2 separate regions of the Homo sapiens genome follow, and region 1 is linked to region 2. The links are chromatin loops, found by intact Hi-C in ENCODE. Cell type or tissue: body of pancreas. All regions are shown on one strand. Links, peaks and the distances in the headings refer to the core of each region. The heading gives the core; the rest is flanking DNA.

What was found. A loop is a pair of places that touch in the nucleus more often than their neighbours do. Peaks named below come from ENCODE experiments on the same cell type or tissue, not always from the same donor. Only the 100,000 strongest peaks of a DNase experiment are listed, where the experiment ranks them.
Region 1: it touches region 2 in a loop (2.7-fold over the local background); 14 of 110 quality-filtered maps call a loop at or near these places.

Annotation. Positions count from the first base shown.
Region 1 is chr12:122,634,912-122,640,282 of GRCh38, forward strand. No RefSeq gene overlaps it. Among named protein-coding and RNA genes, the nearest start is that of MIR9902-1, 58 kb to the right of the region's middle. RefSeq lists a silencer at 3,029-3,098 and an enhancer at 3,166-4,066. In body of pancreas, for the core only: a CTCF peak has its summit at 3,084; a DNase peak (open chromatin) is centred at 3,070; H3K27ac peaks cover 491 bases.
Region 2 is chr12:122,945,091-122,950,461 of GRCh38, forward strand. It overlaps ABCB9 (ATP binding cassette subfamily B member 9), which reads right to left. Exons shown (of 12, transcript NM_019625.4): 3 at 5,361-5,371; 4 at 4,698-4,828; 5 at 3,534-3,739; 6 at 935-1,132. Among named protein-coding and RNA genes, the nearest start is that of ABCB9, 19 kb to the right of the region's middle. RefSeq lists enhancers at 81-890, 1,521-2,269, 1,792-2,061, 2,132-2,191. In body of pancreas, for the core only: CTCF peaks have their summits at 1,764 and 2,605; DNase peaks (open chromatin) are centred at 1,841 and 2,591; H3K27ac peaks cover 2,204 bases.

The sequences.
Region 1 (5,371 bases), core at 304-5,303, 310 kb before region 2:
AGTCTTCAAACTCTGGTGAGTGATTTAAATTTACAACATATCAGGCCAGGTGTGGTGGTTCATGCCTGTAATCCCAGCACTTTGGGAGGCCAAGGTGGAAGGATCGCCTGAATCCAGGAGTTCAAAATCAGCCTGGGCAATGTGGTGAGACCCCGTCTCAACAAAAAATACAAAAATTAGCTGGGTGTGGTCCTGCATGCCTATGGTCCCTGCAACTTGGGAGGCTGAGGCAGGAGGATCACTTGACCCTAGGAGGTCGAGGCTGCAGTGAGCTGTGATCATGCCACTGCACTCCAGCCCGAGTGATAGAGTGAGACCCTGTCTCAATAAATAAACAGCATAACTCAATTTGGGCTAGCGACATTTCAAGTATCTAATGGCCATATGTGGCTAGTGGCCACCGTATTGGCCAGTGCAGTAGAGACCAGGATGACCCATAGTTGTACATCCACTTTCCCTTCTTGAGCCCATTGCTACCCTTCCTGGGTCGTTGTTAATTCCAGTGTTCTTTAAACACGCAGTGCCCCCAGGCAACCACAAATCTCTACCAATCGATTGGAATTGTGTGTCAGAAGAAACTGGCTTACCCTCCTGGTGTAGACGGCTTAGCAAGAAGTCAGGGAAGTGCAAAATCAGATTGGACTCTTGGTCGAGGGATTTTCCCTGGAGGATGTGGTTGGAACACTCTAAAAGGGAGAAGAGCAAGAAAAGGCGCAAAGCTGGAACTGTGGGGCAGGGTGAGAGGAGGGAGAAAAGCACGTTGGCACCTTGACACCATAAACAGGTGGTATTTTTAGGCAGGGAAATAACAGAGTGAACTTGATGTTTTTAGGAAGATGAACTTGACAGCTGCGGGTAGGATGAATTGGCTAGAAGGATTGGAGGCACTCCCAGATGAAGAACTATTTAAATTGCCCAGGAAAAATTACATGCATTTATTTCTACTTTTTTTTGGTGCTTATCGCCCATCATTCCTTCTTTTTGAGATTTAAGTGTAAAGGGCTGTTTTGAGCAGCTCTGGATGTTGGTTACTCATTAATCTACTCATTAATCAGCAGAGATTTGTCCATGATGCTAGTTGTTCCATTTCCTTTAGGGGATAATAACCTTGTGTTATGAATTGCACCTTTATCAAATTAAGAGAAAATGAGAAAGCAGCTTTGTGATAACAACTTTGAGACCAACTAAAAGAAAATAGCTGACTGGGCGCAGTGCCTCACGCCTGTAATCCCAGCACTTTGGGAGGCCAAGGTGGGTGGATCGCTAAGTCAGGAGATTGAGTCCATCCTGGCTAACACGGTGAAACCCCGTCCCTACGAAAAAAAAAGAAATTAGCCGGGTGTGGTGGCAGGCGCCTATAGTCTCAGCTACTCGGGAGGCTGAGGCAGGAGAATGGCATGAACCCGAGAGGCAGAGCTTGCAGTGAGCCAAGATCACGCCACTGCACTCCATCCAGCCTGGGCGACAGACCAAGACTCCGTCTCAAAACAAACAAACAAACAAACAAAAAACTATTTGTAAAAATACTTTATGTGGTAGGAACAAAACTTATGTTCATGACGTACTTTTAAACAGAAGTTTTAAAATGGGCCAGATGTGGTGGCTCACGTCTGTAATTCCAGCGCTTTGGGAGGCTGAGGCAGGAGGACTGCTTGAGCCCAGGAATTGGAGACCAGCCTGGCAAACATGGCGAGACCCTGTCTCTACAAATTGTTTTGTTTTGTTTTTTTTGAGATGAAGTCTTGCTCTGTCGCTCAGCGTGAAGTGCAGTGGCGCGTTCTCGGCTCACCGCAACCTCTGCCTCCCGGGTTCAAGCAATTCTCCTGCCTCAGCTTTAAATTAGCTGGGCGTGGCGAAGGCACGGTGGCTCACGCCTGTAATCCCAGCACTTTGGGAGGCCAAGGCGAGCGGATCACAAGGTCAGGAGATTGAGACCATCCTGGCTAACACGCCATGGTGGTGGGCGCCTGTAGTCCCAGCTACTCGGGAGGCTGAGGAGAAGCAGAGGTTGCAGTGAGCCGAGATCGCGCCACTGCACTCCAGCCTGGGCGACAGAAGCGACAGAGCAAGACTCCGTCTCAAAAAAAAAAAAAAAAAAATTAGCCGAGCATGGTGTTGTGCACCTGTAGTCCCAGCTACTTGGGAGGCTGAGGTGGGAGGATCGCTTAAGCCCAGGAGGTCAAGGCTTTAATGAGCTGTGATCATGCCACCACACTCCATCCGGGGCAACAGAGACCCTGTGCCAAAGAAAAAAAGATATGTATGGAAAACACAAACACTTAGGGTGTGATCAGTTCCTCTGGCAGGTTGCATTTTGTTTCTTATTTCTCTGCATCACATGGTTTTATAAAATCATGAGCCTACTGCAGGTACAATTTTTTACTTTGTATTCTTTTCTCTGCCACTATAAACTTTTTAAAATATTATTTTTAGTAATAGTGTTTTTATTTTTAATGATTTTTTATTTTTAATGAAAAGCCATGCAAGCTCAGGTTCTAATTCTGCTTCTGTGTATAGGTTTATGAGTCGGACTGAATTTTGTAATCTCCCTGAGTCCCTTTTCTTATCCATAAAATGGGGATAATATACCCGCTTCAGTGGTTTCTGTGAGGATCAGATGAGATGATAGATGTAGGCAATCCTCAGCCCACAGCAAATCCTCAAAACTCTTAGGTCACCCCCTGGAGCTATTCTGCACACTTAGACTGTGCTAATATATTTTCACTAAGCTTTTTCCATATTTGGAATTATTCCCTTAAGATACATTCCCAGGAACAGATTTGCCAGATCCAAGGGAATGAAGGGAACATTTTAAAGCCTCCAGTTGCAAATTGCCACACTGCATGCATTTCAAAAGGTCTTCCTCACAAATCCCCATTCCCACCAGCAGCGGATGCACGTCCACTTTACTATGTCCTCAAACCATGTTGCTCATCTGATAGGTTAAAACGGCATCTCACTGTTCACATTGGTGTTTCTTTATTTGTGTGATTGAACCTTAAGAGAACCAGTTAGAAGGCTGCAGTCGCAGATGGAGTCTGGAATTGTCCTCTTGGGCGTAAGCGTGCAAGGCCCAGAAGAGGTCAGGTGGTGGCACTAGAACTTAACAGATGTGATGGACTGTCACGCTTCTTTGACTCTGGAGCTAAGCTAAGAAGGAGTGTTTCCAATGCCCACATTGGTTTCTTGTTCAGAATAAAGTTCTGATACATAAAGGGTTAGCTTTCAACATGTTGGAGAAGTCACTTTTTTTGGATCATAACTGTTATTTGAATTTGTTATATTTATTTATTTAGAGACGGAGTCTCACTCTGTCGCCCAGGATGGAGTACAGTGGCGCGATATCAGCTCACTGCAACCTCTCCCTCCTAGGTTCAAATGATTCTCCTGCCTCAGCCTCCCGAGTAGCTGGGATTACAGGAGCCGGCCACCATGCCCAGCTAATTTTGTAATTTTTTTTAGTAGAGACAAGGTTTCACCATGTTGGCCAGGCTGGTCTTGAACTCCTGACCTCAAGTAATCCACCTGCCTTGCCCTCCCAAAGTGCTGGGATTACAGGTGTGAGCCACCTGTGCCCAGCCTGAATTTGTTTTAAAGTAAGATTAAATATACAGTTAGCCAGGATTGGAGCCAGGATGGGGGCCGGGAGTGGTGGCTCATGTCTATAATCCCAGAGCTTCGGGAGGCTGAGGTGGGAGGGTTGCTTGAGCCTAGGAGGTTGAGGCTATAGTGAGCTATGATCGCACCACTGCACTCCAGCCTGGGCGGCAGAGCGAGACCCTGTCTCTAAAAAAGAAAAAAGAACAGAAAAAACAGCAAGGTTCCTTCTTGTCATTGTTCTATTTATTATATTTCTATTAGCTGTGATTGCCATCATTATTTTTATTATTCTACCCTTGTCTCCATACAGTTATTTTCCATACTGTTGCCTAAGTATATTCTTAAAACATAAGCCGGATCTTGTCCGTGGCTGGCCTCAAACTTTTCACTGGCTTCTCATTTCACTAAGCATAAAACCCAAGTTGCAGAAAACACTTCCCTTCTGTTCGAATTAGAAGCAGGGGTCATCTCCAGGAAAATGGATTATAAAAAGCCCCTCCTTTGGGCAGATCTAACATAAAAAGACACCCCCTTGGGTAAGGTCAAAGTTTTTTAAAAGCGCTGGATTTAAAAGCTGGATTTCGTTTATGGCTCGGTGCTGCCTGCCTGTCCATACCGTGGCTTATAAGGTCGGTAAGATCTAGGCCCAGTCTGCCTTTCCAGCCTCAACCCCTGCCACTCCTGCCATATCTCAGACCAGCCTTCTCTCTAGCCTTACCCGACCAGCCCAGCTAGTCACCATCCCACATCCCCAGTCCCTTGCTGTGACGTCACTCTATTCACTGTCTTCCTGCTGCCATCCAGGGTTATCTTTATTTACTTGTTTATTGACTAGCTCACTGGAATATTGGCCGGGCGCGGTGGCTCACACCTGTAATCCCAGCACTTTGGGAGGCCGAGGCGGGTGGATCACCTCAGGTCGGGAGTTCGAGACCAGCCTGGCCAACATGGTGAAACACTGTCTCTACTAAAAATACCAAAACTAGCCGGGTGTGCTGGCGCACGCCTATAATCCCAGCTACTAGGGAGGCTGAGGCAGGAGAATTGTTTGAACCCGGGGGTCACAGGTTGCAGTGAGCTGAGATCATGCCACTTCACTCCAGCCTGGGCGAAAGAGCAAAACTCTGTCTCAAAAAAATATATATATTTCTACTAAAATAATATATGTTGAAAGATATTGGGAGTATGTGCTCAAAAGTTTCCACTGAGGAGCATGCAAAAAAACCTTGGGGTCACTGGTCTCTTCTTCCTGGGACACCAGCATTGCATGAAAAAGAAACTATTACCCTAAGCACGTCTTTATACTTATGTGGCTACCCCCATCTGGATAGAAACAATCAACAAAATTATTCAGTCTTATTCTCTTACTCAAAAATAACTTAAAAACTACCCAAGGGAGGGATCCAATGTGTTTATTTAAGCACAGATAATGTATTCCAAATCTCTGGGCCCAAGGAGAAACAGCAGAAAGAAGCTTGAATATCTTCTGTCTCACTGAGCCAGGTTTTCCATCACCACAAAGTGGAATGAGAACACCCCACTAATTCATTCTCTACTCCGAATAGAGAAAAAGAATTTGGCTGCTTCATTCCAAGCAAGAGATGGTGGAAGGAGGCCCTTGAGTCTTGAGGATTAAATAGAGCGTCTTCATGTATTTAGCGGTTGCTAACTTTCCCCATTTTTCTTATGTATAATGAGGCACTGCCATTTGTTCATGTGCTCATGAAGCATCCAAGGAAGAGATTTTACCCTGAAAACGCGTAGCTGAAAT
Region 2 (5,371 bases), core at 143-5,142:
CCTTGGTGGAAGCTGCAAAGGCACCCCCTGCCAGCAGACGGATTGCTAAGAGGCTCAGCTAGCTGAGCTGGACCTTAGCCCCTCCTCTCCTCCTTGGCTGATACTTTTGGGAGGTGGCAGCACCAGGAAGTCCCAGATATCCTCTTTCCCCTGGCTCCCCTGTAGACCACCAGCTCCCTCCTCCCTCTCACTCCAAACCCTCCTCATTCCTCCGCAGCTATGCCCTGACCTGCCCACCTCCCATGTGTGTCCAGTGTAGCAGTGACATGATCCAAGTGCTCCCCATCCTCCAAGGAGAGGCTGTGACGCACTCCCGGGAGTGTGCCAGACACTGTCGGGAGTGTGTGTGGCTGTGACATGAGACCTGCCCGAAAGTGGCCTAGGGACCTGCTGACTCCCCACCTCAGCAAGGATGTTTCCCCAGCTGGGAAAAGAAAGCTCCCACCCTGCCACCCCACGTCAGGTGACTGGGAGAGGGGCAGCCTTGCTTCTGGGAAAGATTCTCAGCAGGGCGCGGTGGCTCACGCCTGTAATCCCAGCACTTTGGGAGGCTGATGCGGGTGGATCACCTGAGCTCAGGAGTTCGAGACCAGCCTGGCCAAGATAGTGAAACCCCGTCTCTACCAAAAATACAAAAATTAGCCAGGCATGGTGGCGGGCGCCTGTGGTCCCAGCTATGCAGGAGGCTGAGGCAGGAGAATCGCTTGAACCCAGGAGGCGGAGGTTGCAGTGAGCTGAGATGGTGCCACTGCACTCCAGCCTGGGTGACAGAGTGAGGCTCTGTCTCAAAAAAAAAAAAAAAAAAAAAGAAAGACAGACAGATTCTCCACCAGCTTGACACCAACATGCAGGACTGATGTCCTAGATCGAGGGCTTCCCCCATCTTTGCATCCCATCCCTCCACAGCCAGAGCTGCCTGGCCAGGGGCACGTACCCCGCTGCCCCAGACGTAGTACATGTAGGCAGCTGCCTCCTTCCTGTTCAGCTTGTACACCTGCTGCAGCTTCCGCAGGTACACCTCTGCCTCCTCCTCCTCATTGGCGAAGCTCCGGACAGTCTTCATGGCACTGATGGTCTCCTCCGCCGTGTTGCTCGCTCTGGCCAGGGCATTCTGGACCTCTTTGGAGAGCCTCTATGGACAGGAGGGGGACAAGAAGGAGAAGACCCCAAAACAGCCTCACTATGTACTGGAGCCCCCAGGCCTCTCTGGGTTTTTCCACCCTTCGCTGGCACCAGCTATATGCAAGAGGTTCCTAGGACAAAAAGACAAGATCTAGCCCTTTCTCCCCCATCCCCTTCTGGCTCAATTTGACACACTCAGGTAGTCAACTCCAGAGAGGCTCTTGGGGCAATGGTTTCAGCTCCTGAAGGATAGGGCACGGTGCTGATCGTTAAGTCATCCCCAGTATTCAAAAGAGGCTATTCATGACTGGACAGTTTTTGGTAATCCTTTCAGAAAAGGGGCCTCAACACCTGACCCTGTGCTGGAAGAGCAGGGGATGCCTTGGACGGTTGTTCAGGTTGTACACTATTTAAGAAACACCAACTATTAAAGGGGCACCATTTACATCATCAACATAAATTATGTTAGAGCCTGAGGGTTGATAAAGAGATTCCAGAACTCCCAGCCAAGTTCTACATGGTGGCAGGGGCCATGGGTTGTGAAATCTGCCCACACCATGTGCATGTCACCACAGGCAGAGCTGAAAAGTGGTCCCAAGTGTGCGGCCATCAGGCTGCTGTTCACCAGAGTCCTGGAAGAGGCCCCTGGGTGGAGCTGTTCACACTTTGCAGGAGTCACTATGCTGATTCTCAAGCCAGCCAGGAAGGCTGCCTGAGAGTCCAGGACAGGAGCATGCACTGGCATGTCCCATGACCATGTGTCACGCCCCAGCCGCAGGAAGCATGCAGGGTGCCTGAGTCATGTTTGGCCATGGGCGGTGTGTGTGGTTTGTGGAGATGACTCGCTGGCTACACACAACACATTCAGGCATGGGGTGGAAAACCCAAACAGAGCCTTCCTGAGGCCTCCCTTAGCTGAACTAAAAGGCAGGGCCTGCAGTGCACACAGAGGTGGGGGCTGAGGGGGAGCTCCAGGGTTTCTTGCTCCATCCCAGGGGCTGGTGGGAAGGCCGGAAGCAAGGGGTGGGGAGCAGCGTGCCAGAAATGGCTCAGACTCTAAAGAATAGATTTACTTTCTCATCTCAGTGAGGACGGTGGGGAGGCTCGTGACCAGGAACTTCGGGAAGAGGTCCTACCTGTGTGGCTGGAGAAGACTGTGGGGAGTGGCCTCACCGGGGGCTGGGTGGGAGATGGCTTCCTTTGCTACCCTGGTCTCAGGTCACCAACACCAAAGGCTCCAATGGAGCTGCGACAATGACTTACCCGGCACCACCTGGAGGCCGTCATGCATCCAAGCCCCTGCTCTAGAAGTACCCCACGTGGGCCTGGGTGACTGTGAGGGGGTTGCCTGTACCTGTCACAGGGTCACAGCCCTGCCTGTCTGAACCCAGCCTGTCTGTCCCTTAGGGCTCGGGGGCACCCGCCCATTCAGGAAGCAGGAGGAGGGTGAGGTCAAACCTGGCTCACGGCCCTAGCTCGGAAGCAGAAGCAGTGCCGTGGGGTGGCCAGAGGGGACAGCAGCCTGCCCATGATGGCATCACAGCGGGCCCGCGATGGCATCACAGCGGGCCCGCACCACCCCCACATACACACCAGGCACGTTCCAACCCAGGGCCTTTTCACTGGCTGTGCCCTCTGCTCAGCACATACCTCCCAAGATGCCCGCCTCCTTCAGACCCTTATTCAGATGTCCCCTTCTCAGCAAGACCTATTTAACTTGTATTTATTCATTCATTTTAGAGACAGGGTCTTGCTGTGTCACCCAGGCTAGAGTATAGTGGCACGATCATTGCTCACTACAGCCTCGACCTCCTGGGCTCAGGCGATCCTCCACCTCAGCATCCCAGGTAGCTGGGACCACAGGCATGCGCCACCAAGCCCAGCTAACTAAAAAAAATTTTTTTTTGTAGAGATGGGGTCTTGCTATATTGTCCAATCTTGTCTCGAACTCCTAGGCTCAAGTGGTCCTCCTGCCTGTGCCTCCCAAAGTTCTGGGATTACAGGCATGAGCCACCGGGCCCAGCCAGTAAATCCAATTTAAAATTGCAGCTACACCCAATGCTCCCAATCCCTCTGCTCACTTCATGTTTCTCCTTAGCACTGACCATCTTTTACTGTATTGTGGATTCTCATTCTTTATGCTGTTGGTACCTAGTATCTGTCTCTGACACTAGATACAAGTTCCAGGAAGGCAGGGGCCTTGTCTTTTTCACTGATGTATCCCAGTGCCTGGGACATAGCAGGTGGTCAATAATTATTTATTGAATGAGCGAAGAAATGAATGAATGAATGCAAACACAGCCTCAAGACCTGTCCTTCACTAGCCCTTAGTGGCCCCCTGAGCCCCTCCTAAGGGGATGTTTGGGGGCTGCCAGGGTGCACAGTCCCCAGCAGAGACAGGGCAGGCCTACCTTGTAGTACTTGCCGTAGATGTTGGACACCATCATGATGATGGGGAAGCCCATGAAGGTGACCAAGGAGAGCTGCCATGAGAGGCTGAACATGAAGACCACCACGCCCGTGACCTTGACTGTGTTCCGCAGGAAGACATTGATGTTCTGGGAGACCAGGTCGCTGACCATGGTGGTGTCCGAGGTCAGGCGGGAGATGAGGTCCCCTGGAACACACGCGGCTCAGCTCTCACCACAGCAACCCGGGCCTTGGGGGTGGCGGTGGGGGATGCTAAGGGGCCTCTGAGACAGACACTGGGAAGCCGGGCCTCCCTACCTGTGGGCGGGGTTGGGGGGTGGGGGAGAAGAGCAGATACCCCTCGAGGGCTACTCTGAGCCAATCCCAGTCATCAGCATCTTGCTTAAGCTTCATGACATCCCGCTGTACAGCGGAGGAGGCTGGGGCTCAGAACAGGAAGGCCCCCGTAGAGTCACACAGCCTGTCCGTGACTGAGCCAGACTTCAAACCCATGTCTCCTCCCTGTCACTGGCAGAGGGGGTAACTCCTCTTCCCTTCTAGGGAAATAACAACCTGGCTGGTGGCGGGCAGGAAAGCGCAGACACTTCTTACCTAAGTTGGACATTGTGCTAAGAGCTGTGTAAGGACCCCATGGGGTGGCTACTATCCGTGTTCCCATTTTACAGACAAGAAAACAGAGGATCAGAGAGGTGAAGTTCGTGAGTGGAGGAACCAGGGCTTCGACCCAGGCCGGTGTCTCTCAGAGCTTGGATCTTGGTGGATATTCTATCGTCTTCCCCGTTGTGGCCCCTGGCCCTCACCTGCTGACCCCCATGGGAGCAGGGTCTCTGTCGGCCACAGGCGTGGGTAGTCCTGGACCTGGTGGTTTCCATGGGGCAATGGAAAGCAAGGCCTTGGCTCCTGCAGGGACCTCGGGTGGCCTGGCCTGGGCCCCACAGAGGCCGCAGCCCACACCAAAACCTCAGTGAGCAAGCCAGCTCCCAGGACACAGGCCAAGCCCAGGGTGTTCCCAGCCTGAACTAACAGCAGGAGGAGAAGACAGAGGGCTGAGACCACCCACACGCCCATTTCATTCCTCAGTGCCAGGCAAGCCCACAGGGGTGGGGCCCAGCCCCCAGGACACCTAGGGCACTGGAAGGACCAACCTGTGCGGTTCTCATCAAAGAAGCTTGTCTCCTGGGACACCAGTGAGCGGAAGAGACAGTTTCGAAGGCGAATGTTCAGTCTGGCAAATATGAGGGTAAAAATGCCGCCCCGAATACCTGCGGCAAATGAGCTAATTGCAGATAAGAGATATTATAGCACGATGTCCTTCCAGACCAGTGACCACACCCGGCTGCCCCCTCCCGCTGCCGGCAGGCCTGGGAGCCCCACCGCAGCCCCACTCCAGGGCTGGCATCCCTGCGGGGTCCCCCTCATTCCCAGTGGGAGCCCCCCTCAAGGTGAGGGCAAAGGGGACAGTTGTGGGACAAGAGACCCAAATGTGCCAGCCAGACCCTCTTCCTTCCAGAACAGCTCAGACAAAGCCGGTTCTGTTTGGGACCAGATTCCTACTTGGAAAACAGCCAGGGAGGGTGAGCAGGGAACCCTGAGGACTGAAGCCCTTTTCAGGGACCAGAGGGTGTGGTTCTAGGGTGCTCTAAGACAGTGTGGAAGCCGGTTCCCAGGGTGACCAGCTGAGGGACAGGCCCACCAGGGGCATTTCCAGGGCCTCCCTGGCCCCTGTCTTCCTTAGGAACAGGCCCTCCCTTCCCTCCCTGGTGCAGGTCGGGGTGTGCGGGGCAGGGCGTGGGGGTTGAGCCAGCTACCTGCCAATGGC